Linked DNA regions of Mus musculus: all the other regions are linked to region 1. Evidence: chromatin loops called from intact Hi-C (ENCODE). Cell type or tissue: heart. All regions are shown on one strand. Region 1 holds the start of Ndufaf4 (NADH:ubiquinone oxidoreductase complex assembly factor 4). Region 2 holds the start of Manea (mannosidase, endo-alpha). Region 3 holds the start of Mms22l (MMS22-like, DNA repair protein). Region 4 holds the start of Ufl1 (UFM1 specific ligase 1). Region 5 overlaps Manea (mannosidase, endo-alpha). Region 6 holds the start of Gpr63 (G protein-coupled receptor 63). Region 7 overlaps Klhl32 (kelch-like 32).

Region 1 (4,000 bases):
TGGGTCTAGTGGTAAGAAACAAAAAACACCTGGTCTACAGAGTGAGTTCCAGGACAGCCAGAGCTACACAGAGAAACCCTATCTTGGAAAAAAAAAAAAAAGAAAAAGAAAAAGAAAAAGAAAAAGAAAAAGAAAAAGAAAAAGATGAAACAAAAACCAAACAACCAATAAGTCTATAAACAGAAGTCAGAAAATTAGTAAATAAATTATAGTTAGGTGACTGGCACCTATTTGAAGAGGTTAAACTGGTCACTTCAACAGACTAAATACCAAGTATAATATCAAATAAGTATCTTTACACAAAAATCACACACACACACACACACACACACACACACACACTCACATGCACCTCATACTTAGCATAAATGGGAAACCCTCCTTCCAAGTATTGCTGAGCTTAAAAATAATACACTATGGCCAACAATCAATGTATCTTTATTGTGTGAAAATCTGGTACTAACTAAATCCTACTGTCACTATTAAATTATGAATATTATAGAAGTAGCTGTAATTGCAGTCTTTTGCTCAGTATTAGATAATACAAAAAAGTTTTGTAATGAAAACAAAAAACAAAAAAAACTTTGAGGGCTGTGGCTGGTACTTCCTCTTCATTTAATCTAATTCTTTGCCTTCCAGGCTGCAACTTCAATTTGCACTCCAGGCCCAGGGTTAAATGTCACTTCCTCAGAAGCAGCCTTTCATCTTCCCCAGCCCGTAATTACATTATAGTTGTACAGCTGCTCATCCACGGAATGGTCTGTGGTCCGCAACGTACCATGGGCCTCAGAGAGTAATTACTGTTTTAATCACTACACACAACACTTACACCTGACACAGGAGACATACCCATCATTCCAGCATGCTATATTAACTTACATATAATATTACATATCCTGTTGGGACACATCCTCAAAACTATGAACGTGCCCCCACTCCAAACCCCCAAACACTGAGGTTGTCATTAAGAGCATCTTAATTTACAGAATATGAAATAGCTCTCAAAGTCATACTGGTCACTCAGAAAACCACTAAAAAATGCCGTAACCCAACCCTACAACTTCTGCAATAAACAATTCACACAGGTCCATCCAATCAATCCCTTCACAGGTCTTTCGGTATACCCTAAGTATACCCTAAGTATACCCTAAGTATACCCTAAGTATCGAAGGGGGTCCAGGCCTGCCTGTGTCTAGCTGTCTGTGCTCTACACTGACTGCTCCCCTCTACACACACACACACACACACACACACACACACACACACACTTTGCACTTTCACTCGTTGCCCTCTTTTTCTTGATCACTTTCTCAGACCTCCAAAATAAACTGCCAACTTAATTAACGTATACATTACCGGCAAGGCAGGCACCGGATCTTTGGAATCGACATATACATCTCTTAGCAATGACAGCAGCTTGTTATCTTTTTTAGAAACAACTTCTTCGATTTCTGGATACTCTAAGGAAAGAAAATAAGCCATAGTATCTTTTTTTTTTTTTTTTAAGGAAAAAAATCTCTAAACTCGTAAACATGTACAATATTAAAAAAAAAAATCATCTGGACATCTTGGGGCAAACACTTGGACGAGAGTCTGCGTGCAGCCTGCGCAGACGCCGGGAGAGAGCGCGGGCTGCCTTGGGCTCCGGGATTCCTTCCAGCCGCCACCACCCGGGGCCCGCGCGGGGACGACCTCAATGTCACCGGAGGCCTGGGAGGGACTGCACTCACGACTCCGGTGCTCCTGCAGGAGGTCGCGGGTAGAAGGGTGCTTGGGTGCCATGGAGGGCTTCCTCTTGCTGATCTCTCGCTCCGCTCGCTTCTCCACGTTGAAGTTCCTTAAGGCGCGGGTCACGCGAGCCCCCATCTCTAAATCATGATGCCCTTAGTTCACTACGCACGTGTAGAAGCCACCGGCACCGGTGACCTCTGTACGCACGGAGCATGCGCACACCAGGGGCCAGGCACCGGTAAAACGCCGAGGACGCGCTCGTCGCCCCCTGGTGGCCGGGAGGACGCACCCTGGACTCCGCCCCGCCCACCCTTCCGCACAGGCGCATGCGCAGACATCTGGGCGTTGTCAGGGACGCCGGCCGGCGACTCCGGAGTCTTTAAGGATGAGCTGCTGTGATCCCACGGTTGCAAAATCCCGAGTAGCCAGTGTGGAGCGGAGATCTTCCAACCTCTTCAGAGGGCAGAGCGCAGGGTCAAGGTTCTGAATTTACCTGCCCATGCTTTTGAGAAATTGAGAATATTTGTTCTCAGCCGCAATTCCATTCTAACAGCCCTTATTTTCCTGTCCCTTGCCTGGAGCTTTCTGAGCCAATTTTGTGTTGGTTTTGTTTGTTTGTTTTAACTCTTTCACTATCTTGACATACCATTTTCCTGCCACTTTGTCCCTAGTGCTATGAGTTTTAGGCTTTCCTTCCCCTTCTCTCATAAGTAGTACTAACTTGACATACTCCTCCATTAGCGCTGAATCACCGTGCTCTTCTCAGCCCCATTTCTCAGCTCTACTGCCTCTCGAGTCTCTGTAATCTTGGCAAACCCTGGTGTAACTTAACGCTGTATTTGGAAAAAGAAAAAAAAAATCTACGGTACACATTCTATCTTCCTTTCCCCTTCTCTTCCACCCACCCTTTGTCTCTTCCTTCTTTTACGTTTCCGAAAGTATTCAATGTGATTGGCCCATAGTTTTTAAAGCCCACCAGCAAGAAAATAAGTTTTCGAATTAATATTTTTCCCAGACTGTGGTTGTGAAATCTATTAAAGATTTTAGCCTGGTTGGTTAGGTGAATAGATTAGTTGTGTCTAACCAACTTAAAGAAAAAAATTAGGGGGAGGGGTTTTCATTTTTTTAAGGACTATTACTAATTAAACTGTTTCATAATAGAGAAAACACTAGAGGGGTAAAGTTCTCACTGTTGCTTATGAAACCTGTCTCTGGAGATGGGTTATGTAGAAGCTAAAACCGTGTTCAGTGAGTTAATTTGTTAGTTATCCTGAAGGTGGCAGTCTGCTCCAAGATTTCCATCTGAGAGCTTTTTAAACAAGTTCATAACTGGGTGCCTTTTTTTTAAAACCAATTTCTCTGGACATCAAGAAATGTTCCTTGGCCTCATTAAGTCTGTTCTGTGCTTTAAGAATTATAGTAGCAATTCCACTCACTGCCTGCTAAAGTATTTTAAATTTTCATGTGATTCCACCAAACTTAGGGCTACATGAAAGTAACCTTACACAAGAGTTTCGAGTGAGTCCAGGACAGCAGATAGTACAAAATTAAAGATCTGTGAATTTCTACACGCAGGAAAGCTTGGATTTGACACTGGAAGAGACAGTGGCAGGTGAGCCTATTGTTTTATCTAGCCTTGGCCTGGGGTTACTCAGACCCTTAAAGACCAAAACAAGGCAGAGAGGCTCCAGCAGAACCCACCTTTGGCTATCTTACTTTGGTAATCAGAATGGAAACAAAATCCTGGACCATAAATCCATAATTTCAGCTCTTCTTGTCAAGACATACAATGTAGCAGAAGGTCTGAACTTAAGATTTTCTTTCTGGCTTCTGCCTGAGGATTGAAGGCAGACCCTCAAGGGAAGTCAGAAGTCTGCTTTTCTCTCAGCCAAACTGAAGTAAGGTTGATAGCTGATAATGAATGATAGTGATGAACTCCAAATATCACCAAAACAGTAAAATGCTAGTTTTTGAGAAGAGACATTTTCCTTTGTTTTGTTTCGTGCTGTATGCCCAAATGGTGCCAGGACAAAGTGGGTGTTTATGCCAAGATCAGTTTCAATCATTGACTAGCATGCTCTTTCCATGTGATGGTGTTGTTGAACCTGGGAAGGCTGGAACATCAATAGGCATTATAACAAGGGTCTAGAATGCCATCTGCCTTTGCCTCGCACTCGCAGCAGTAATAGTCACCATCAGGTAGAACCTGCAAGCTTCCCTCACCATTGTGTAGCAATTTCCTCCTGGTTGAACCTTCCCTCCTAAAGCA
Region 2 (4,000 bases), 1.4 Mb before region 1:
CCTGCAAAAACTTAAGTAACATGAACTAAGACTCATTGGGGAACATACCAGTCTCAAATATAAATCTATAAACATAACATTTTCCCAGAGAATATATCTCTAAACTGTAAATTTCTATAAATTTAACTCTAAAATTTTATTGAAATACAATCAATATCCAGAGTCTTTTAATGCATGTTGGCTAGTTTATTCTAAAATTTGTAAAAATGTATAAAAACCCAATTTTAGCTAACATAATTGAAATAAAATCAATAAGAAAAATGATGTTACAAATTTTATATGTACATACAGTCTGGTACATAGGTGCTCTAACTGATTGTCAATATTGTTCATTCATTTCTATGTATAATGTTTCATATAACTAAAGCTAAGATTTTTAGAAGCAAAAGAGAATAGTTCATGACCATTTTAAAAATGATACAGTAAGGTGGACTTCAGTATTATGTTGAATAGAGCTACTAACAACATTTTGTTCTTGATGTTACCACAACACTATTAAAGTTGTACCACAAATTTTTGTGTCAATTGTAAAAATTTAATGTCTGATGCAAGGTTACACAATTGTAATATTCTTAAATGCAACAAGAAATATCCTAAACTTTAAGGATTTTGATTATCAAGATACCACAGAAGTGAAGACAATGCACAAAGTGAAGGTATTTGTACATAAGGTACATTTATTTCTTCACATAGAAATTAATTAAAATATCCAAAATAAAATGAACTTAGATTGAAAGCAGTCATTTTTCCAGTAAGCCTAATAGCCAGAGGGATGTGAACAGGCGGATATCTTCAGGATGGAGGGGAACACATAACTTAAAGGAAATTCAATTTGATGACATTTTGGGGAAAACATTAAAAGACAGTTTTTATAATGATGAAGCAAACTAGTTGATGCAAAATAGATTGTATGTTTAGGAATTTCAAATCATAAATGTGTAGCAAACATGTTTGCATGGAAAATCAGAAAATATTTCACTTATTTAATATGCAAAGCCAGGAAGATAGGATTTTTAGGAAACTACATATTTTCAAAATCCTACTTTTAAAAGAGCAAGATATTTAAGAACACAATATACTGCTTAATGGTGATAGTGAAACAAGACTCTTTGCCTTAAGCTTTTGCAGCCATCACTAGGGTATTTTCTTTCATTATTTACATGTATATTTCAAATCTCTTTTATAATCCGGTAGTTTTTTAAAGGGAAGCCTTTACAATACTTTTCACAACATCACATCTGAAAGTTCTACCCCTTGAGTCAAGATTGCCTTGTTACCATGCAACAAAAACAAAACATAGAATCCTCTTGGTATGTGAGGCTGATGTAAGATGGAAACCCCAGATGCAGCCTCGCCTCTGCTGCAATTTTTTTTTTTTTTTTTTTTTTGCTTCTGACTTATTCTCTTTCTACTGTAATTGTACAATTACACAATTGTATTGTACAATTGTATTGATTCCTAGTATACTTGTGGAAGTTTAATATATCTGTCTGTCTACTTCTGACTTGCCAATAACTGTTTGATAAACTAAAACACGTTTTCAACTTTAAAACTTTGGAAATACCCAATGTATTATAAATCTGAGTAACATTTAAAAGGATTTTTTAAAAGTGAAAAACAAAACACATCTGGTCTCTATCAGAGAGTCTTGGCTTATCTTGAGAGGCAAAAGTGTAAAAGAACTTTCATTTCTCCTTGGAGCAATTAAGGGATACTGTCTGACTTAATGTAGTTTCCTCCACCATGACCCTGCAGTAGACTCCAGGACAAGCTAGGGGACTCGGAGCCTCTCCCCGAAAGCCCCGCCCGCTTAGGTCCGCCCAGAAGCCCCGCCTTCTCGGAGATTCAACCCCTGGAGCCACGCCCCGCGCTGTCCTTTAGGAGGCGGGACCTGGGAGGGGTAGCGGTGCGGCCGCAAGAGCTGTCAGCCCTGGTAGGATTCACGGTTCTTTCTCTTATCCGGTGGGTCCACGCGGAGGCAGGGTCCCAGACCCCGGTGAGCAATTGTGAGGCCCCGGAACTGAGACCCACAGGGACTCCGCAGCTAACCCCTGCGCGCTCGCCCGCCAGCCAATCGTGGGCCGCCTGCCTGCGACGCCCTTTGACCCCGGGCCTCTAGGAATCCAGTCGCGCTCAGCCCAGCAGCCCGGTTCCGCGCCGGTCCCCGCCGCTAGGTTAGTGTCCGCACCGCGCCTGAGCCCGTCCTTGTCTGCCTGGATGCCCGAGTTGGCCCTGAGGTGGTTCATCACCACTCGGTCCTGAGCCCCGAACCTGCGAGCGGAGGCCCCTGGCGGTCGCCCGGCCGTCTCCTAGCCCAGCTTACGACCCCGAAGGCCGCCAGGACAAGTGCGTCCTCCTCCGGGGTCTTTGTTCTGTTCTCCTTTAACTGGCCGGGCTCTGCCTTTTCCACTGTCCCTTCAGGGTGGCCGTCTCCTTTTCTGTCTGCGGAGGAACAAGTTGGCGAGGACCGGAGCTTAAAACTTTTGTTTTGTTGTTGTCAAAGACATAAACGGATAATATAGTGGGAGAAGTACTGAAAATGGCTTACAAGGAGGCTTTCGTGAGCGTTGTTGTGGGTCTGGAATGAGCTTAGAAAGACAAATGAGAGTGGTTGGTCTGATCGCATTGCAATGTGTGGGCTGCAGCTTGGAAGAAAAAAAAAATGCAGAACTACTGTAGGTTTTGGTGAAACTATTTCAGGTTAGTTACACTTACAAAGCTGCTGCTCTTATTCCTATAATAAGCAATGAGTTGAGTATGTGGTCAGAAAATAAACACAATGAGCTAGCTGCCTTCTCCTTAAGTGTGAGCTACAGCGGAAGGCGAGGGAACCATTGTTAAGTCACCTTCCACAGTGAAAAAATGTCATTGTAGTATGACTTCTCTACTTGAGGCCGCTCAGGGCAGGCTGGAGCCAGGAACCTAAGGTCCAGTACAGTGTTTTGCCTTTGTAGGGTGCTCAGCTGTTTACTAGCCCAAAATCTTGGAAAAAGTTCTCTGCTCAGTTTCATCACCTGTAACATGAAGTTCTGTTTCATAGACGGTTGTGAAGATAAAAATGGAAAATGAGATTATGCCGGACAGAACTTGTGTACAAAAGATTACCCACACTTTGACCTGAGCAAGATTCTGAAAGTTTTAGATGTGTGTTCTGAGCGTTAGCTGTATCTAACTGTAGGTACTTCCTCTAGCATAAAATTAGAAGAAAATAGCATCAACAGAATGAAATAAAACAGGAAGAATCTTTATAATTTAATTATAACTTTAAAATGGAATCTGCATTTTCCTGAGCTATATAATATGAGCAAATGCATTTAAAACAATCCACAACATTCGGCTTCAGGGTTATTTAGATCTCTTAGCTGCTTGAGGAGTATGTAGTACTATTCATTCGAAATCACTTGACTTTCACAACATAAAATTAGCATGGTTTCAGAAGAACTAGTTTTCTAACTCGGGGTAGTGCAAACTTCCCTTTGAGTGAGGACACATTGTTAGTAGTCAGTAGCCTGAGCTTCTTGCTTTAAGAAGCTACACACCTGCAGTTGACTGGAAGTTTGGTAGTTGTTTTTCTCACAAGGGACTTATGAAACCTCTTTCTTTAGTTAGAGCTAAGTAAAGTAGTTTCTTTGTCTGTCTCCTGCAAGAGCACTGCTTGTTTTATGCTTCAGGGGCAATGTGTTGTCACAAAATTTAAGATGCTCTATTGTTTAGATGGTCTTCAAAATTATTGAATCTTCATGAATTTTCTTTTACAGTGTTGTTTATACACCTCACACAAATCATAAATTTTCTTTTACAGTGTTGTTTATACACCTCACACAAATATGGTCTGCATATGTATAATAGAATATGTTACAGATATATTTGCTGAATACCTACCATTGTAAGAAAAAGGAGGGCCAAAACTTAAGTAAGCTGAATAATAATCAGAGGTATATAATATTTTTTGGGATCTAGTAGAGTATAAATACACTAGGGTGTATATATATATATATAT
Region 3 (4,000 bases), 400 kb after region 1:
AGTAGCCCACAACCATCCATAATTCTAATTCCATGCCCTCTTCTGACCTCTAGGGCACCACACATGCATGTAGTATACAATACATACAGATACTCAAAACATTCATGCATGATTGTGTTGACCTACAAAGAAAAAAAATTGACAGCATCTACTACATCAAAGATACACCGACATCTCTTTATGAGGGTTCATGGCACGTAGTTCAAATCTTTATCTATGATGGTTCATGCTTGTAATCCCAGCATCACAGACTAAGAAAGGATTGCTGTGTAAGTTTTAGGTCATTGACCTAGGCTACACATTGGCTAGAGTTGAGGCCCTGTCTTAGAAACAAAAACAATGCATATACAATATGTTATATAGAGAATATGTACATTATACACAGTGCAGGTATTCAGTGCTCAGTAGTATGATGCTTGCCTAACATATACAATAACCTAGATTAGATCTCTAGAATCACATGTGATTAATTTAATCAGAGACTAATTTAATCTAGAGATTAAATCACACACATATATATTGATAAGGATTTCGCTTATCAATATACACAATATAAACAACTCCTTAAAACCATTATTTATCAGTCATAACTGCTTGAGTGTTTCCTGGTAAGACCACCAGCAAAGCAATAAAAAAGAGCAATTTCCCTGCTTTTGTAATCAGTAGTGGAAAAGCAGCAATATAAAACTAGACAGCATTAGAGTTAAAAATAGACACATACATACCTGAATAAATGAAAGAGCTCTCTACAGGAATAGACTAGCGCTGTTTCTGTAACCCATTGGAAGCCAAATAGTTCTACTGTATCCTCTTCAAAATTAGTTGGTAATGGATCAAGATTTAAAATTAACCTGTAATGAAAACAATGACTTAAATCATTTGAATCCAGACTATACATGCCATGATGACGCGCACAAACACATATGTATATGTGTATGTGTGTGTGTGTTGGGGGGGGGGGGGAGGGGTTACTTGACACCTTATGTTGTGTCCAAAAGGAAAATCTAAATGGAGTCCAAGCAATATACAAAGTGGTCTGAGGTCACAGTAATTTATCTTTGAACAAGAAAATGGGTTTTCAGAACACCAAATATTCCGAATTAGGAAGAATGACATCATATAGATACCTAATGTGGTTTAAGGTTATTAACAAATTATTAACAAGGTATAATCATACAATCAACAAAAAATGGTTTTCTTTAATGAAGTTTCCTCAAAGGGCATTACCTAAATAATTCAAGAACAGCAATTTTATTGTAATATTCATTCGACTAATGTGTCTATGAATTCTGTATGCCGATGCTTTGGATGGAAAGAACCCGTGCAACAAAAACTATCAGGTTCTACTTATAAACTACTGAAAACTTATAGATAACTATTACCCCTTAAAAGGAAATACAAGTTCCAAGAGACTAGGCTGCTCTGAAACCAGTCTAAGTAAATTAAATATCCAGCTACCCACTCCTAAGAGATTATCAATTATCCAGAAAGTTCTTCTATATACTAAGCGTATGTAAAACGAGGCTTGCTGAGCACCTACGTTAGACATTGGTGATAATCAACATTGCTGGGGGTGGGGACCTTCAATTCGGTTTTTTGTTGTTTGTTTGTTTTTTAACCTACCGCTTAAGGGCGCCACTGGCAAGGTAGGACTCTCCAGAGAATTTTCCTTCTCTGTTGTCAAAAGCGCAAGAAAAGCAGGGGGGTTTGCACCACTCTGTCCCCAGCTCCAGCTCTAAGCTGTCAGTCAAGAAGGTCGACGCTGCTGAACAGCCATCCATTATTTACATCCTGCTCTGCAATGCCACCGCGGTTCCGGGCAGTTACGTTCGGGCTCCGAAGACAAGCTGCAAGAGGCTGAAAGTACGGTAAGGAGCTACCTCGGAGATCCAAAATGTGCCCTCAGCACCCGGGGAAACCAACGTGAAAGCAGAGAAGCTGAAGGCAACAGGTCCAGAATCCTCCGGGCGTCCCGCAGGCGCCGGAGCCGCCAAGCCTTCCAACGCCGCCCTCGCTCCCTCCGGGCTGCCGTGGGTTTTGAGGCCCTCGCGCACCTCCTCAGGCTGGTTTCCCCGCACGGCCCGGATGGAGCACGCAGCCCCGCCGCCTCCCTCCGTCTCCCTCAGTCCCAGCGCGGCGTTCGGGGCGGGCGAGCGCGCGGGAAAACCGCAGGCCCCCGCAAACCTAGAACGCGGAACGCAGCGCCGGGCAGAGGAAACCGGAAGCAGGCGAAATTCCCGCCACGGCGTGCCCCGCCTCCGGCGCCGCCCTCTCGCGAGTCCTCACTGGCGCGGACCGAGATCTCGCGAGAGCCCGTCGGCCCGGACAAGTCCAGGGATTCGCTCTTCACGGTTCTCCGTACCGTTGAGAGTTTGCGAGGTGGCCAGCTCTCCGCTGAAGCCTGGAAGTAGGGTCTGCGAACGGCGGGGATCAGCTTCAGGCCGGGCTCTGGAGAGCCCCGCGCCTGCCTCGGCCTCCCGCAGCCCGGCCACCCTCTTCCTGCCCTGGGGCCCACCCCGGCTTTCCTGTGTTGGATGCCTTCTGCTCTGCAGCAGTGACCCAGAACACAAGGGACACATTGACTAAGTTAGATGGCTTTTTTTCCTCAGACATAACAACTTTTGCTCCCTTTGCAATACATTGTAACTCTGGACAAGAGTTACAATTTTGTAAAAATATTTTCCGATCCATTTTCCTTATTAAAGTGTTCTTTAAAGTTGACTCGAATATTACTGTCTTGAGATGGGGGTGGGGGGCATGGGGATTCAAATGCCTGCTGCATTTAAATATATTGCTTTACTTGCGGGCATCCACTTCATAGGGAACCTACCCTAACTCTTAGATGTTAAAATCAACGTATTTTCAAATGACATGTGGGATGAAGCGGAAGAAAAAAAAAATTCCCACTGCAGTGTAGGGCTACTATAGTACATGTATTTGTGCAGCCCAGTTGAGGTACTCTGAGACCTGATGCTTTTTTTTGTTGACTGCTGATGATAGCTGGTGATGAGTATTGTATCATGAAGGTCTCTTCCACAGTGATGTCAAGAGTATGTTTTCTGAATATGAGAATACCTAGTGTTGGCACTGCAATTAGGACAACATACCATACGGCCATTTTTCTTCCTCCCATCAACATTCCAGTACACTCTTGTCTGTTGTGTTTGTTTAAATACCTGATGTTGATTATGTGAGCTCAACTTATGTGAATCATGGAGTGGGAAGAACTAAAGAAATGACAGAGGCCAATTAAGGTGATACTTAATGAAATGGTCACTTACAAAGGTGTGTCCATGGTTACTGGATCCCAAAATGGGATGACTAGGCACCCACAGCTAATAGAGACAATTATCATTCTTGAGCAGAAAAGTAAGGATCAACACGGATTACTAGAGAGGAGTGAGACCTGTGCCTGTAGGATGCAGTCACCTAACTTATCGTCACACAACAGTGGTTGCCTTCACAGACAAACACAACTGTCCCACCACAGACAAGTGGGGGAAACACTGAAAGGAGTAAACCACATCCCATGTTTCACTCCTGTCGGCCAAAACAAACCAAAGCGCAAAGCAAGGGTGTAGCCTATCAAGTGTATGTAGTCCAGGTTAGAAATGAAAAGAACTAAAGAGAAGTTAGAGACTCTTCTTTGAATCAGACAAAATTGTAATTATTTTTATCTTAATTTTGACAAGATATAGAAATGTTAAGAACTTAAGTATAAGCTTCCATAGATAGAAATAGCTATTATATATTTATTAATATAACATAATACTGTTACAACAGAAATATTCAAATAATATTGTTTTGTAAAGATGAAATGCTGGTATTTTGTCCAGCTGCCCCCAATTTCCTAGTCTTCTTGTCTTAACCTCTCAAGTAGCTTAGACTACAAGCATTCATCACCACATCCACCTAACAATCTTAATTAGAAAATTGAAATGTCTCTGCAATTGATAATAATTGACAATAGAAAATTAATACGGCTATAAAAGATTTGGAT
Region 4 (4,000 bases), 380 kb before region 1:
TGGGTCCCCAATGGAGAAGTTGGAGAAAGACTGAAGGAACTGAAGGGGTTTACAACCCCATTGGAAGAACAATAATATCAACCAACCAGACCCCACCCCCACCCCTGAGCTCCCAGGTACTAAACCACCAACTATACACTTGGATGGCTCCATGTGTATGTGTAGCAGAGGATGGCATTGTCTGCATCAATAGGAGGAGAAGACCTTGGTCCTATGAAAGCTGTATTACCCAGTGTAGGGGAATGCCCTGGTGGGAAGGTAGGAATGGGTGGGTGGTAGGGGAAGCATCCTCATAGAAGCTGGGAGAGGGAAGGATGGGAGAAGGGAGTTCCAGAGGGGAAACCAGAAAAGGGGATAATATTTGAAGTGTAAATACATAAAATATCCAATGAAAAAGGAAAAAGAAAAGAAAAGAAAGGAAGAAAGAAGGAAAGAAATTCTCCTTTGAGAACTCTTGAGCCATGTCTACACACTATTCCAACAAGGCCACACCTCCAAATAGTGTCACTCCCTGGGTTAAGCATATACAAATCATCACATCAACCACGTACTTTATATCTTATAGCACTAGGAGGAAGGATGTCAAATGTTTAATCTTGGATAATATATGTTAGGTGTTTGATATAATGCAAATGTTATCCATGTATGCATATGTTCAAGCATCACAGTGTTTCATTGCTGTCTCTAATTTGTTTTTATGTCAAAAGACAATTTCTAAATGATTCCAAGAATGTGTAATAAATCCTGTACACACTGTAGCTAAAGACATCAACTATCCACAGACTGTCTGCATGTCAACATTAACAAGGTATTTGTACAACTACAGACAGCTATCATAAAATTTTATAAAGAATGGAATGTCAGCTCTCCAAATCTATACAAGTTCGTTCTTTAAAAGAATCTCCTACCCTTTAAAAAACAGCTGCGTAGTGTTTGCTCTGTTTAAAGTTCCTCTGTAATATCATATATTGGTCAAAAATTACTACCTCCCTCCCTCCCTCCCTCCCTCCCTCCCTCCCTCCCTCCAAAGCACTTAAAATGATGGGTGGGAAGATGCTTGAAGGTTAAAGTGCTCTCTGTGCAAGCATACAGACTTGAATTCAGAGCCCAAGCTCATCTTGAAACCTGGGTATGATCATCAACCTGACTGGGAGATGAAGCCAGGAGGAAACTCAGGGGCTGGCTGGCCAGTAAACCTACTTGATGGGAGGCTGGCCTACCTTTCTGAGAGAGTCTGCTTCAAAGGATAAGATGGAATGCCAAGCTTTATCATGGAGTTCTCTAAATTTAATCAAAGCTAGGCACTTCAGAAGCCAAATGGATTTATCTACTGGACGTGTTATATGGACTAATATATTTACATAGGAAAGAAGCAAAATATTCTTTACTAAGTACAATCAGCCTTCTGATTTCCCCATTGATTAAGATTGGAAAATGGTATGTGTGAATAAACAATGGCAGCAGTTATCTTGTCTAAGAAGTACAATGCCATTGCCTTCCCTAGTTTCACTCCCAGCAACGATTATTCCTTTGTCCGAGTAAATAATAATAATAATAATAATAATAATAATAATAATAATAATAATAAGCTTTAGAACACATGAACTGAAGTCCATGGCGTTTGCTATACCCAAATAGATTCATTTTGGAAGAACAAAATTCAAACTGATGCAGTAGTGTGGAACAAGTTTCTCTAAAACTGACTTCATTCTTGGCTCAAGTAAAAGCCCCATTCACTGTTCAAAGTGGATTAGTCACGGTTTGTAAGAGTCCCACAAAAGAAGTATGTCTCGTCCGCTCAGCAAGGGCGGAAGATCATTTGATGGTTGCTGGACAGAAACAGGAACCTTGCAAAAAGGATTACTGAGTCAGCATCAGCTTGGCTTTGTAGGAGTTTAGGAAGCCGCTTCCCGCAGGCCACGCCCAGCTGAGGGCGGAGAGCTCGGCAGTCGCGTTTCTGTTCGCGAATTTCCTTGACGCAGGTCTCTTGGCCCTCTGCGCGGTCCGTCCCGGGGTGCCTGCGGCAGGCTGAAGGCTGACGTGTCTGCCGTTTCCCTGTGTCGGGGCGAGCGGAGCAGTGATGGCGGACGCCTGGGAGGAGATCCGGCGGCTGGCGGCTGACTTCCAGCGGGCGCAGTTTGCAGAGTCCACGCAAAGGTGCTGGTTCCCTGCGGTGTGGAGCCGGCTTAGGCCCGGGACGCTGCCCCGCTCCCGCACTGCCTGCCGGAACGCGGTGGGACCCCGGAGCCGGTCTGCTGCGGCGGCTGTCGGTAGAGGCGCTCGCTGCCCGGCCTAGGGCGAGCTTGCAAAGTCCCCAGTGCAGCGCGCAGCAAGTAGTCTGTCCCTCCTCCAAATCCTTTTTACGTGCAGCCACAGATCTAAGCCAGGCCCACATGCCATCTGTCATATTTTAGGGACTCCGGGACACCAACTTTTCTACACTCCAGAAATGGGGGAGTGGCCGAATTACCCCGACTCTGCGCCCGTGATTACACATCGCATATATAAGGCGAATAGACTTTGTCTCCCTGTCAACGAGTTCTTGTAGTATTTTATTTCTCTTGGACCTAAACACAGTAGTCCGTTGATGCTGTTCTATAACATTGAGAGCTACAGACATACATACACTCTCACAACAAACAAACAACAAAACCCGGGGAAAAAATTTAGTGCAAGATGGCTGTGAGTAGCTAACATTATAGTACCTATAGTTCTGCTAAGCCACATGACCTGTCTGTACACCAACTGTACCAGTAAGGCCAACATACTGTGATTTTAAAGAAAAGTTTGTTTGTTTTCAGCTGGAAAATTTGATACTTGAAGGCAGGACTAGGAGAGAACATCTGTAGAATCATAATACAGTGACGTGTGTGAATTAAATAAATAATTCAAGGGAATATAAACCTACTCTCAAGTTTTCTTTTTAAATTACTCAACCAATATCATCATACTAATAAAGGACAGATTTTGTAATGTAGAAGTTACTCAAAATTTTGCTTTCAAATACCTGGGGGGGGGGGGGGCGGCATAGCAAGTACACTCTTAAACTCCTGGCTTCGCACAGGTTGTCAGAGCGGAACTGCATTGAGATTGTGAATAAATTGATCTCTCAGAAACAGCTGGAAGTAGTCCATACACTTGACGGCAAGGAATATATCACTCCAGCCCAAATCAGTAAAGAAATGAGAGACGAGCTACATGTCCGAGGTGGTAAGTAATTCCTCAGTGTCATGCTTTTGTCTTTACCGGATGTTTGAAGAAAATACATTAAATTAAAAATAAGTACTTACGTGGAGGTTATAGGGCATTCTCCTCAATGGCTCCTTCTTTCCTCTTTGTGTTGGGTATCAGATCCAGAGCACAAACTAGGCAAATACTACCCCTGAGCTGTAACCCTTCTCTACTGATAACTTGATGATCAGCCTTCATAGGATCATGCAGTCAACCTTCGTATGTTCATATGAACATAATCTTACAGGTTCATGCAAACATGACCTTAACTATTGCCACTTAACAAATACCATGTTTTTGTTGTATTGAATTAAATGTACTATATATGTGTGTATGTGTATATATACCATATATATATATATATATATATGTGATATATATAGTATATATGTGGTATATATATGCATATACATATATGTATATATGTATATATGTGTGTGTATATATATGTATGTGTGTATAATATATATATATACCCACACTTCATGACCTAGGGGTGAATACCTAGCTGCCAGTGATCAGGTACTTAATTATAAAGGAGAAATAGAGATTTCATAAAGTTTTAAGATCTCAAATATTAAAGCTGCATTACTAAGTTTAAGAAACTTTGTAAATTGATGTACTGTGGCCTGAGGCCCACCATATTATGAAGTGCAGTTAGCACCATCAAACGTAAAATATTGTTTTGCTTTATGTTTTTGAAATTTGAGCAATTGAGCAGACTGAGCAGTTTGACTGAAACAGAAACAGCCTGTCACTAGATACCACT
Region 5 (4,000 bases), 1.4 Mb before region 1:
CCTGGCTGTCCTGGACCTCACTTTGTAGACCAGGCTGGCCTCAAACTCAGAAATCCGCCTGCCTCTGCCTCCCAAGTGCTGGGATTAAAGACATGTGCCACCATGCCCAGCAACCTTATGCTTTTCTTAAAATCCACCAAATTTCACAGCACTAATAAAAGCTGCAGTCAATAGTAATAATAATATGATGATACTGTTCATCAAATATAGTAAATACTGCATATGAATGAAAGGTGTGAATGTGGAGAACTGGGGAAGATGGTTGGAACTGTAGGAGATAATATATAGGGACTACATGCTTTCTTGCTGAGAGCCTTCATTATTCTAAAATGTGTACTACATTAATATCAGAAGATACCAATTGCTTAAAATAGTTCATAAATATTAGATACCATAACCAAATAAGTGCATCATTTTTTTTAATGTGCTTAGTCATGTCGCCAGCTCTCTCCACCGGCATCACTGTTGATAACGCCCTGCTGCTCTTGTTCCTTCTTATGCTTCTCGATTAGGAGTTCTGGCCCTGTCTTGGTACCCACCTGATTCAAGGGATGACAATGGCGAAGCTACTGATCACTTGGTGCCAACCATTTTGGATAAAGCTCATAAATATAATCTGAAGGTATATAATTTACTTTAAAAGTATATGTGTCATTGCTAATCCTCTTATCCTCATGATAGTAATAATATTTTATGTACTCATTTTAATTAAAATTTGATATATGTAGAAATATTTTAAAACAATACTGCATCTTAAAGGTTTGTTTTGATAATTTAAATTTCAGAACCTATATAAGATACTCCTTACTATTTTACTGACCATGTTTTATACTCATTTATTAGATTTTGTTGTATTTTTAAACAGGAACTCCCAATGTAGCTCTTGCTTGGAACCTATAGACCAGGTTGACTTGGAACTCAGAGTCATCCTGCCTTCTCCCTCTCAGTGCTGTGATTAAAGACATGTACTAATTTGTCTACCCCGTACTATGTGGTTTAATAAGAAAAGGAGGGTTTCTTTGTGAACAGAGTATAGAAATTAGTGAAATTAATGTCTGAGTATCCCCTAAATTCCAAAAACTACTATGCTTAACAGTATAACCTTACATCTTTATAAATTGGTTAGAAAATTTCTGACAATTCTTTGAATTTTAAATTTTATATAGTTCATTCTGTTAATGTTCATCCTATTGTCTATCAGATCCATCCCCTTGTCCCACCCACTCAGTCCCCCCAACACACACACGCCCTGTTTAATTATCCTGGCAAGTCCACTTCTTGGTGTTCTTGGATGTTTGGCCTTCAACTGGAGTTTGATTGGCCTAGTTAGGTGCATACTCTTAATGAAAACTGATGGCACCTCTCCCAGAAGCTAACAGTTTATGTGTAGGACTTGATGTCCAGCTCCCCTCTCCATGCCTCAATTGTATTCAGTTTGAGCTTGCACAGATCTCATTGATGCTGACATAACTGCTATGCATTCGTATTTGTACCTACCCTGTTTTAGCCAGAAAGTACTGTTTCCTTTAGTCATCTGTGCTTCTGATTCTTAGACTTTTTCTATCTCTTCTTCTGCATTGATTCTTTCTTCTAGTAGAGAGATGTGTGATGTTGATGTCCCATGGAAGGCTAAGCATTTTACAGCTTCTTATTCTCTGGATCTTGACCAGTTCACATATACTGCAGAAACAATAGTCTCTGAGGGTTACAGATGAACTAATCTATGGGTATAATGATAAGTCATTAGGAATTTGGCTTAATATTATATCTACTTAGCAAAATAATAGTAGTAAGTTCTCCTTCAGAGACTATGGTTTATTTTGCCATAAATTCTTGGCCCTATAAAGGCTCTAGTATGGGTTTCATCTAAAAGAGTGGGCCTTAAATCAGAAGGTAGTTGGTTCTCTCAATCTTTTTTTTTTTTTTTTTTTTTGGATCATTCTTTTGAATTCCTTGTCTGGTATTTTATTCTGGTTTCTCATTTTGAAAATCTAACACTGTGGAACTGAATATTTGAGAGGAGTCATGTTGCCTTAACTTTTCCTGGTCCTTGTTTCTTTGTCAGTATTTGTATATCTGGTTTTAGGCCATTGTGAGTGTTTATTATATCTCCTTTTTTGTTTGCATTGAAATTTGAAATTCCTTTGGAAAGTCTTGGACTAGCTTTTAGCAGGGTTAAGGTGCCTTTCCCCTAATAGCTCCCGTATTGGGCATGCAATACAGCTCATGTGCGCAGGGAGCATCAGTTATAATATCCAGCACAGCTTCAATAACAGAACATTGCAGGAAAAACTTCACTGATGGGTAGACCTACTAGGAAAACTCATTAAGTTTAAGGACCATAGAGAATAAAGGCACAAGGATAGTGTTTGCTAGGATATTACTTACTAAGGGGAGGAATGGAAAGATAATAAGTTGAGTATGAACAAGAATTCATGTAAAATAGTAAGTAGCAGGGAGGAAGTAGGAAATTTGTTAGGGAAAACAGACCCTAAAGATTACTGACATTAGAAAATTGCAATTCAAATTAGAGGAAGTGGTAGGGAAAGAGAAGAAAATAAAATGAAGTGTAAATGAGAGAGAAAGTATGTGGGTTGTAGGTTAGAGAAATATATGAGGAGACAATAGAAATAGGCGTTAAATCAAATAAATAAGAGCAAATATCTATATAAGGGTGAAAGTTTTTTAAAAATTAAATAAAAAAAAACCTCTAATTAAAATTTCTTCCTTGATTAGAAAACATCAAGGAAAGCCCTCTTCTGCCCAAGAAGTCTTGTGCATTTGAATTTGCTGGTAGGAGAGCTGTTTACCTTTGTGTGCAGTTCAAACCTGATTACGCAGGGGTTACCCAATGAAACCCTGAATAATGGCTGTACCAGCCCATTCCTGTCTCTCTTTGCAAATAAAACTTTTAGTCCTACTGAGGGTCAGCCTGCCTGTGCCAGTGCTCTTAATCTGACATTCCTTGTTTCAGAGTTTTAGTTCAAAGGAACTCCCATGAGGGGTTCTGGGATTCTCTGGGTCTCCTCTCTTGGGGTTGGATTTTGGAGACATGAGTATGTAGTTTTCTATACTTCCCAGCAACGTATTTGCTTGCAGTTTCCCCTTGTACCAACAAAATATGTGGTATTTTAGGTTAGAGGCAGTGGGTAACTTCCCAGTATCTGCTTCACAGTTTGTTGGTCTACCTTTTTTGTTTCTCCTTTCTTTCTTTTTATTTTTCTAGAAGTTTACTTTTCTGTCATTTATAGATCCAAACTAGGGTCAAGGAAGGATTTTTTATTTTTACCTTTTTATCATTTAAACTCCAGCATAGATTTCTGTAGCCCTAAAGAAAGCCTTGAGATAGTATCTCTCAATGAACTGTCATTTGGCGCCTGCAGATAGTCAAGTCATCAAGTTCTGGAACTACAACTGAGGTTGAATAAGTCGTTGATTTATTTCATGCAGAGTAAATCCAGGGCCCCTGATCTGTCCAGTCTGTGCCCCAATTCTGTGGGGAGAGGTAATAAAATTGGACATTTTAGCTTTAATGAAGTTTTTAAAGGTAAAGTTGTTAAAATCTGATGATACATGAAAATAGACCCCTTTTATTTCTACTAAAAGCTCTTATATAGAAGAAGAATGTAATGAAGACCTCAGTAAACATCAACTACATACTTGATCTCTCCATTTATCAGATTTGATATTTAATAATCAGTAAAAGATTATATTTGATAAAATTTTTTTGCTGATATTCAGATTTTTTAGTGCTTAATACTAATTGCTCACCTCAGTAGCTTTTCAACTTACCAAACGTACTTTGAAAATAGTTTGTTGATTATCCTATATTAATTGTTTCTGATTTTGGGGGTTGGATTGATTTTAAAGTTCTCTATTTGGAAGGTTAAAAAAAGTTGTCCTTCTCTTTTGTTAATGCTTGATTAGAAAAAGAGTTTCTAGGCATGGCTTTGCCTTATGTTTAAGCTATTAATTTTAATTATATAATATGCTAATAGCA
Region 6 (4,000 bases), 68 kb before region 1:
ATCTGCTGTTCTTAGTGAGCATGCGCCATTGTGTCCCTGAATGATTTCCCTGTGACAGGTGACAGAGATACATGACAGACACAGGGCTTGTATGACATCATTATATCTACATAAATCCATATCCATGCACGTGAGTACAGAGAAAAGGTCTCAAAAAGAATCCTCATACAATATACGTCCCAAGTCAAGTATAGCGATATAATCTCAAAGAAGTCACACTGCCCAGGACTCAGTCACAGCCACCTTTAGAGCATCAAACCCTTACCAACCTGCCCAAAGTACAACCAACATAAGGGACAACTGCACCCAGAGTTAGGGGTTTAAGTATGAGACTTCTGAGCAAATACTTCTCCAAGAATGTTGACAAAAAATTACACACACACACACACACACATCAGAACTGATGATTAAAACAACTCTGTAAGCATTTTCTGGTAGTACATACACACATACACAGACACACACACATATAAATGTGCATGTACACATATATACATATATGTGTATATATACATACATATATGTAACAAAGTGACAAAATTATATTCCAAGACAAAAATCAATGTCCCATTTTTTTTTACAGTATTCGTGGCTATTTCTGTTATTGCAAAACTTCCATGGTACAGATAAGGCATTTCCTTAGCTATCCTTACTATTTTAGTAGCAAGTATCTTTCTTCCACATATATGAAACATATGCATAACTTACTCTGAAAAGTTCAGGATTTAAGGGCGAGAGTTTGATTATAATTGTTCCAAGTGAACTAGATGATACAATCAATTGTGTCACTAAAATGTGGGCTATGTGATACTGTGTAATACCGCACAGAACTCTTTATCAGCACTTTTGACTTCCAGCTGACATCAGATGACCACACTAACAGGAGAACGCAGAATGCAGGAACTGAAGCCCGAAAGGTAAGCATGTGGGGCTTCCTTCCCATGTGGGACCCGTGGAGAAAGACCGTCCGCAGGAGATGAACTTTCTATTAGCCTTTATCAAATAAATGATTGCTTACCTCCTTCCTGGGTAAAAGTGTCTGAAGTAAAGTCATATTATACAATAAACCAAGTATTGTTTACCATTTCTAGAAATATTACTTATAAAATCCTTAAGAAGTTAGAGCATTCTTAATCTAAGACATGATGAAAAGCAAACTTGTCGATAAACAAAGAAAATCCTTTTTTAAAAGGATGCCACTAAACCTCACCCTGCCTCACTGGGGTGGCGAAGGCGGGGGTGGGGGTGCATTCTAACGCAAAAGCCTGTATTTCCTAAGTATTTCAGACAATCCAAATATTTCATCAAAGATCACTTCTGAAAACTGGATCAGCCCTGGGGGTTAATTTCTCATAAAGCTACGTTGCTAAGTTTTTTTTTAAATACCCAGGCGAACATGCTGAGTCTCAGCCTAGAGTGGAGAGCCCAGGGCGGGAAAGTTCCCGAGGGTCACAGCCCTCCGCGAGGTCTGCTCGGCGGAGCCCCGGCTGGAGCACCGGGGATCAAGGAGGCCCGAAGCAGCGCAGGACATCGCGTGGCCCCGGGAAGCCGCGGCCGCGCCGGGAGCCTCTCCGGGTTGCCGGCTGCCGAGTCAGCCGCTTCCTGCCGCGGGGTCCGGAGAGAGCCGCGCTCCGCGCCACCAGCCAGCCCGTCCGACCGACCGCCCGCCCGCCCGCCCGCCCAGGATGCGCTCGCCTGCCAGGGAAGCGCTCACACCTCGCACAAAAGGCGCCGCGGCGGGACGGCGGGGAGTAGGCGACCGCTGCCTCCCGGAACTTTGCGGACATCGCACCGCAGCTCCACAGCTCCGAGCCCCCGGCGCAGGAGGAGGCCGAGGCGGCGGCGGAGAGTCGGGGCATCGCCCGGCAGTGCCTCCGCCTTGCCGGCTGCCGGCGGCTCCCGCCCCCGGTTAACCAGCGCTCGCTCTTAAAGGCGCCCGCTGCTGGTTAGGCCGCGAGGTAAGGAAGAGAGGAGTGGGGTGGAGGCAAGGAAAGGGGGAGGGGGCAGCTCAGACAGGCTCCCGGGAGTCTTCTGCAGTCTAAACTCAGACTCCTCTCGCTCCAGGTCCCCAGGTCACCCCACCCCCTAAAACGGGAGTTAAGTGCTCAGACCCTACACCAAAGATGTGTAGCCACTGCTGGCTAGCTCAGGAAACCTCACATTTGCTTGAACTGCCCACACCTCTGTTAAGATCTTTATCTTAACACCCCCCATCCCTGCCTGGGCCACACTTACCATAGAGCTAAAATCGGCGCCCAATGGGACCATGCTTCCCTCCGCTGATTGGGCAGCCTCCCGGGTGTTTCTTCATTTCCAACACTGTGAGGAGGGGCTCATCTGGAGCACTTCACATTGAAGACCAGCTTGGACCCTTACCTGGACCGCTGAAGGAGTCGTGAACTATAGTGGCAGACATGCCTTGCTTTGACCCATGCTCACCTGCCCGGTGGCTTCCACCTGGATTGCTAGAACCACTGGCATTCATGATCACCAAACTGGACTCAGGAAGAACCTGAAGGAAAGATACCACCATCAAATCTCAGTTATGGTGCTTTTGAAATGTTGCTTCCAAGTGATAAATGACACTTACTGTTTTCCTAACCATCGTCCACATTTATGGCAGAGTGGAGGGCCCAGGAGGCTCGGAGCACTAGCAGTTTTCCTGACTCCACAGCAGACCAGCATCCAAAGCTGCTGTTGTATCTGTTGGTTTCAATCCTTGCTTCGCAGTCCTGTGGGACCACTCTAACGGAAATGGAAAGGAAGATGTTAGGCAATTAGGGGGTATGATCCAGCCTGGGCTTCAAACATCAGTCCCAGCAAAGGACTCTGAAGGTATGAGTGACATTTTCTAATTCAAAGGAGCTTGCACCTTTTAGCCCTGGCTTCAACCAACTTGGTTCTTACCCTTAGGCCACTGTGGAGTACACGGCTGCTTGCAAGAGGTAGAAGCAATTTGTGTTACCAGATGGAGAGAAACTAAGCTCCAGGCTTTGGAGAAAAGAAAGCGGGAGGGAGGGCAAGGAAGGGGAGGAGAAGGGAGGAGAGAAGAGGGGAGGAGGAAAAGAAACAAGGAAGGCTCCGTCCTAGTGAAGAGAATCCATCATAAAGCAGTTGGGATGGCTGGATCTAATAACCAGGACTTAATCCAAAGGGACTTAAGAAAATCTGTAGTGAAGGCTGTGTAATTTATCGGCTCCTATTTATAAAGACTAGTAATGACGTAGTCACCCCCTACCCCCAAAAAAAAAAAAAATCTTTAAATTTCCTTTTTAAATTTTTTTCTGCTGGACTTAAAGACTCAGTTTCTCTCCACATTTGCCTGTGTTTCCCTTGTACGGATTCTGTTTTCTCTAAGCAGGAGCTAGAACTGTAACTTCGAATGCACTTCCATCCTCCTCAACATGTGATGTCTTCAGCAAGTGAGCAGGCCAAGGGGCATTGGACCAATGGAACCCTGTGCTTGACATTTTATTTAACTTTCCCCTTAACCTATGGCACCTTTGCCAGCAAATACACCAACCTGTACTCATTGTTGGGCCTTCTATTTTTAGGTCATCGATTCTCCTGCATAACAGTCTATAGGAATTCTTTCCAAGTGCGTAGTCATTAACTGGGGAAAATGGGGTTCACAAATAGTCACAATTTCAGTGTCCCAAGGACACAGGGCCTAACTTCTTTTTTATAACTTAATAACTATTCTGTCTTTTCAGAGCTAGAATGGAGAAGTTGATGTTTCCTACCCAAAGTACCAGCTTTCCCACTGGGAAGATAGCTCAGTGGGTAAAGCTGATTGCCACCCAAGTCCAATGACCTGAGTTTGAGTCCCCAGGATGATGGACAAACTAACTCCCCCAAATGGCTCTTTGACCACCACACAGCAGCCTCAACATGAATGAACCCCCCCACACACACACATACACACACACAGAGAATGTAATAAAATTAAAATATGTTAACTTCCGCTTGTTTCTTCCCACATAGGAAACTTTCTAATTGT
Region 7 (4,000 bases), 180 kb after region 1:
GAAATAATTTTATATTTAAAATCATATCAATACATATATACTGGGGGTAATTATTCTCAGAGTTGGGGAAACACTCACTTGCCTGCATGTATAGATGGCTTGGCCATGCCTGTGCCAGTTGACTTAATCATGAGTGTTTCACCAACAACACACATACCCAGAAGTATAGTCTTTGCACTGTACTGTTTATAAAGTAGTGAGTAATTCCAAGAAAAATACATTAAGGGGCTTCTGCTCATCTTTTCCCATCGGAGCACTGGAAAACTGAATGTCTTGCCACACAGAAAAACAGTAAAAATGTGGTTACATGTTAGACAGAGTTAAGTTTGGAATTTTCATCTTTAAAAATAAAAATCTTACATGTGCATTGCTGCAGGACATTGAGGCTTACAGCTGTAGGGAACTCTTTGATGACTGCTCTTTCCATTGCCTGACAGCTGGCCTCCTTTCTGGATGACTGGAGATGTCCACGTGAGTTTTCCACTTGTCCCCTAGAGAGGGACACTGACATCTTTAAGAAACACTGGTTATATTTTGAATTTTATACTGAAATCTGCCGTAAAAATCAGAAAGCAATGCTTGGGTTTTAAACAGTTTTTTTCTTTTCTTTTTGTGTTTTACTTCTTCCTTCTAATCTTATTTAAAGTATTATCAAGAAAAATATTCTACATCTTAATATCTGTAGGAAAACTTGCTGTAGATCTCTGGGTCTGTAGGAATTAGAATTATCTTTAGTGTTTTCAGCATCTAAGGGTACATCATTGTATTTCTGTTTTAGTGTGTGTACATGGATGTGTGGTGGATGTATGTGTGCCTGAACATATGGAGGACAGTATCTTCCCCTATAAAAAAATTGTGTTTTGAACAGTCTTCCAATGAACCTGAAGCTCACCAGTTAGCTAGACTTTTCCCCCAGTAAGCTCCCTATTCTTTTGAGGGGTGGGGGAAGGTTCTGTCCCAGTTGCTGGGTTATATGTACATGGCCACACCATCCTATACACAGATGCTTGGGATCTGAGCGCAGGCCCTCAGGTTGCCACAGAAAGCGCTTTACTTACTCACTGCTCTATCTCTTCAGTCCTTGGGTTTAGTTTTGAGTCCACTTGTAATAGTATGAACATGGAGATTGTGTGTGAGACATGGAGGCTGTGTGTGGTGGATTATTTATGACATTTCTAACATTATTTATTTACATTCTTCTCTGCCATTATATTGCTTTCAAATTCCTGTCTTCCCTGACTTTTATGTTCCTGATGTTTAAATAGTTACATAAACTGGATTTGGATTGTGCCTGTGTGTAATATCAGCTCTCAGGAGGCAAGGCAGGAGGATCACACCTTCAAGATCAGTTCATCTGAGGGAAGCCTCAACTTCATAGTGAACAAATAAAAACAAACGCTGTAATTCACTTCACTGTCTTTCTTGGAATTAGTCGAGTACACTTACCTGCAGGTGCTGGGCGTATAAATAATGATGCCTTACTGAAATTCCTTTTTCATTTTGGATTCAGAGATGTGTGGTGGCTTGACCAGAGGAGGAGTATAACTCTAAGGACTGCCTCCTCAGAGAGTTTAACCAAGGAAGGCTACTGGGGAAACTTTTCCCTAAAAATGGAGTCTGTGAGCCCTCTGCTGGAGACATTTAGTATTTGTACCAGGTACTTGGTATATGTGGTTTGTAATTCCAATGTTTTTAGAAAACATGATAGCAATATGTTTCTTCTGACGAATAGTATAATGCATAGGTGCCTAGCTATTTTTTCCAATACTTGAGATTAAACCCAGGACTTTGCACATGCTAGTTAAATGCTTTTCCACTGAGCTATATCCATAGCCCTCAAATAGAGTTTGTCAAAAGATTTATTTTATAAGTATTCCATTTGAGCAGATTATCACTAAGAACATTCAAATGAAGGAATTGATTTGAATGTGGTACATTAATTTCTGAATCTTTATATTCTTTGTAAGTCATAAGAACCATCTCTTAATATTTTGCTCTCAAATGAAATTTATTAATTTAGCAAATACTTAGTGGTGTCTTACTGTTTGTCGAGGATTACTGGATACTGGGGTGGGACACTGAAGGGAAAATTACATTGAATGCTTTTGAATGAGTTATCACACTGTGATTGGCATTGACAGATTGATGTATGATTGCGTTTTTAAAGAAACGGGATAGGAGTGGCATTTTGAATTGTGTATGGAATATAATAAAAAAAAATAAGGGAGTTCACCCCCCCACCACCAAAAAAAAAAACTGTACAGAAACTGACTTTCTGAGGAGCCTCTTGTAAGGAGCAGCTTCTGAGGAGCCTCTGTGTCAGAATTTTGGTGCAGCATGAACCAGTCCCTGACTTGAGAGAGAAGCAGCCCTGAGTCCCACTTGTAGCCCATCTGAGGAGTCCTGCCTGAATCCAGTGGTGAGGACTTGTTGACTGTTGCTGAAGGTCACTACCTCAGACCATGGTCTAAATCTAGGGCGGATCCACATCCTTTCCAGGCAGTGCTAATCTGTTCTGCCTCCCTCCATTTATTGACAAGTTTCTCACAGCTTCTGTCTTTTCACACTGCCTCTACCTTCCCTACAACATCTACAATGGGGGAATTCTCCTGTGGGAATTAGGAAGAGAAGGCTGCATGTGCCTGACATCGTGTCCGTAGACATCCCCATGTCTATTTCTGTTCAGTTCGTTTCCATCTTTCCCTGTGGAAGGTGTGCATCCCTAATTGTTGGGGGTTGGGGGCTGATGGTTCACCCTAGGCTCGCAGTCTTTGGCTCGGTCCTCCTGCCTGTAAACTTTGTAGCTGTCTCTCTGTTTTCCATTTCTTTTTTCTCTACTGCATTATCCCAATCCCACAGTACACAGGCACACTCTATTACCCAATCATTAAAAGGAAAACAAAACCCTTTTCATTTGCAAAAATGTATCCCACAAACCCGTTTTCCCTCAGTTTTACACATCTGTTACACATCTTTCCACTCCTCAAGTCTGAAGGATTCTATCTCTAGCATTCTAGAAAAACTGTTCTCTTTTGAAACAGGGCTACTCTGCATAGTAGATCAGACTGAAGCTTCGAACTCAGAGATCTGCTTGCCTCTGCCTCTAGAGTGCTGGGATTAAAAGTGCTCACTACCATGCCCTCAGCTTAAGAAACTGTTCTTAGAAGACACGGATATTGGCAAATACAAACTAAATGTTGCCCCTTATGGCCACTCAGCTCCAGGGACTACAGCCGGACCGTCTCCATGGAAGTCTTTCTCTCCGAGCTTTCAGACCACTCTTGGCTCATCATCCCAGCCTCCCCTGACCCACTCCACGTGCTTTTGTAGGTCTTAGTTGTCTCCTTCTCTGCCTTCATGCTGGAATCCCTCATGCGTCATAACTGGCCCGCACAGGCTAACTAGCTCCCTTGCTAATGTCATGCAGACCTTGGTCACTTGCTGCAATATTGTGCTACGGACCCCCTGCCCTCAAACTCCCTCTACAACAAATATCAGCAAATATTTTCTGTAAGAGGGCAGAGAATGCACAATTTAGGCTTCATGGGCCATGCCATTGCTACTTTAAGCCTCCTGTTGTAACTGACAAGCTGCCTGAGAAAGATCAAATCTGTAAAACTCAGTTGGCACTGAAATTTTAATTTCATATAATTTTCATGTGTCACAACATATTCCCCACCATTGGGGTGTTTTGATTATTTTAAAATATTAGAATTATTCTTAAAAGCCAGTTACCTCAACAGTAAAATAAAGGGGCATTAATTCAACAAAAATGTACAAGATCTCCATAATGAAAACTCCAAAACTCTCGTGAAAGAGGTCAGGAATGTCTCTGTTCAGGGAGTAGCTATTGTCCAGAAAGAAGCTCTTTACAACTTGATTAGAGTCAATGCATCCAAACCAAATTTCAGAAGGATATTTATAGGAGCTAAACAAACTGACTGCAATACTCAGATGAAGTAGCAAAAGACCAAGAATAGCCAAAATAGTGTTGAAAGTG

Evidence for each region. Hi-C counts contacts between places; a loop is a spot of excess contacts. Peaks named below come from ENCODE experiments on the same cell type or tissue, not always from the same donor. Only the 100,000 strongest peaks of a DNase experiment are listed, where the experiment ranks them.
Region 2: a loop joins it to region 1, with 6 times the contacts of the local background. A loop is called at or near these places in 2 of 42 quality-filtered maps.
Region 3: it touches region 1 in a loop (6-fold over the local background); 11 of 42 quality-filtered maps call a loop at or near these places.
Region 4: a loop joins it to region 1, with 8 times the contacts of the local background. A loop is called at or near these places in 8 of 42 quality-filtered maps.
Region 5: a loop joins it to region 1, with 6 times the contacts of the local background. A loop is called at or near these places in 2 of 42 quality-filtered maps.
Region 6: a loop joins it to region 1, with 5 times the contacts of the local background. A loop is called at or near these places in 5 of 42 quality-filtered maps.
Region 7: it touches region 1 in a loop (9-fold over the local background); 38 of 42 quality-filtered maps call a loop at or near these places.

Annotation. Positions count from the first base shown.
Region 1 is chr4:24,896,033-24,900,032 of GRCm38, reverse strand. Ndufaf4 (NADH:ubiquinone oxidoreductase complex assembly factor 4) reads right to left here and starts at 1,950. Exons shown (of 3, transcript NM_026742.4): 1 at 1,731-1,950; 2 at 1,357-1,460. The coding sequence starts at 1,866. It overlaps Gm46848 (a long non-coding RNA gene), which reads left to right and starts at 1,911. Exons shown (of 3, transcript XR_001784261.2): 1 at 1,911-3,343. In heart, CTCF peaks have their summits at 1,997 (motif pointing left) and 2,998 (motif pointing right); a DNase peak (open chromatin) is centred at 2,002; H3K4me3 peaks cover 2,205 bases; H3K27ac peaks cover 1,029 bases.
Region 2 is chr4:26,344,771-26,348,770 of GRCm38, reverse strand. Manea (mannosidase, endo-alpha) reads left to right here and starts at 2,119. Exons shown (of 5, transcript NM_172865.2): 1 at 2,119-2,174. In heart, CTCF peaks have their summits at 1,775 and 2,327; a DNase peak (open chromatin) is centred at 1,860; H3K4me3 peaks cover 2,056 bases; H3K27ac peaks cover 1,625 bases.
Region 3 is chr4:24,494,689-24,498,688 of GRCm38, reverse strand. It overlaps Mms22l (MMS22-like, DNA repair protein), which reads right to left and starts at 2,238. Exons shown (of 24, transcript NM_199467.3): 1 at 1,624-2,238; 2 at 726-851. The coding sequence starts at 1,781. In heart, a CTCF peak has its summit at 2,230; a DNase peak (open chromatin) is centred at 2,328; H3K4me3 peaks cover 2,560 bases; H3K27ac peaks cover 1,537 bases.
Region 4 is chr4:25,279,833-25,283,832 of GRCm38, reverse strand. It overlaps Ufl1 (UFM1 specific ligase 1), which reads left to right and starts at 2,012. Exons shown (of 20, transcript NM_001355512.1): 1 at 2,012-2,157; 2 at 3,065-3,210. The coding sequence starts at 2,081. In heart, a CTCF peak has its summit at 2,250; a DNase peak (open chromatin) is centred at 1,992; H3K4me3 peaks cover 1,610 bases; H3K27ac peaks cover 1,178 bases.
Region 5 is chr4:26,333,243-26,337,242 of GRCm38, reverse strand. Manea (mannosidase, endo-alpha) reads left to right here. Exons shown (of 5, transcript NM_172865.2): 3 at 513-622. Among named protein-coding and RNA genes, the nearest start is that of Manea, 11 kb to the left of the region's middle. In heart, no CTCF peak of the experiment used is centred here; no DNase peak of the experiment used is centred here.
Region 6 is chr4:24,964,341-24,968,340 of GRCm38, reverse strand. It overlaps Gpr63 (G protein-coupled receptor 63), which reads right to left and starts at 1,901. Exons shown (of 2, transcript NM_001379626.1): 1 at 1,717-1,901. C230012O17Rik (a long non-coding RNA gene) reads left to right here and starts at 866. Exons shown (of 3, transcript XR_881168.2): 1 at 866-917; 2 at 1,391-4,000. In heart, a CTCF peak has its summit at 1,934; a DNase peak (open chromatin) is centred at 1,910; H3K4me3 peaks cover 1,805 bases; H3K27ac peaks cover 1,389 bases; H3K27me3 peaks cover 845 bases.
Region 7 is chr4:24,718,633-24,722,632 of GRCm38, reverse strand. All of the region lies in intron 4 of Klhl32 (kelch-like 32), which reads left to right. Among named protein-coding and RNA genes, the nearest start is that of Gm31436, 52 kb to the right of the region's middle. In heart, a CTCF peak has its summit at 1,637 (motif pointing left); no DNase peak of the experiment used is centred here; H3K27me3 peaks cover 378 bases.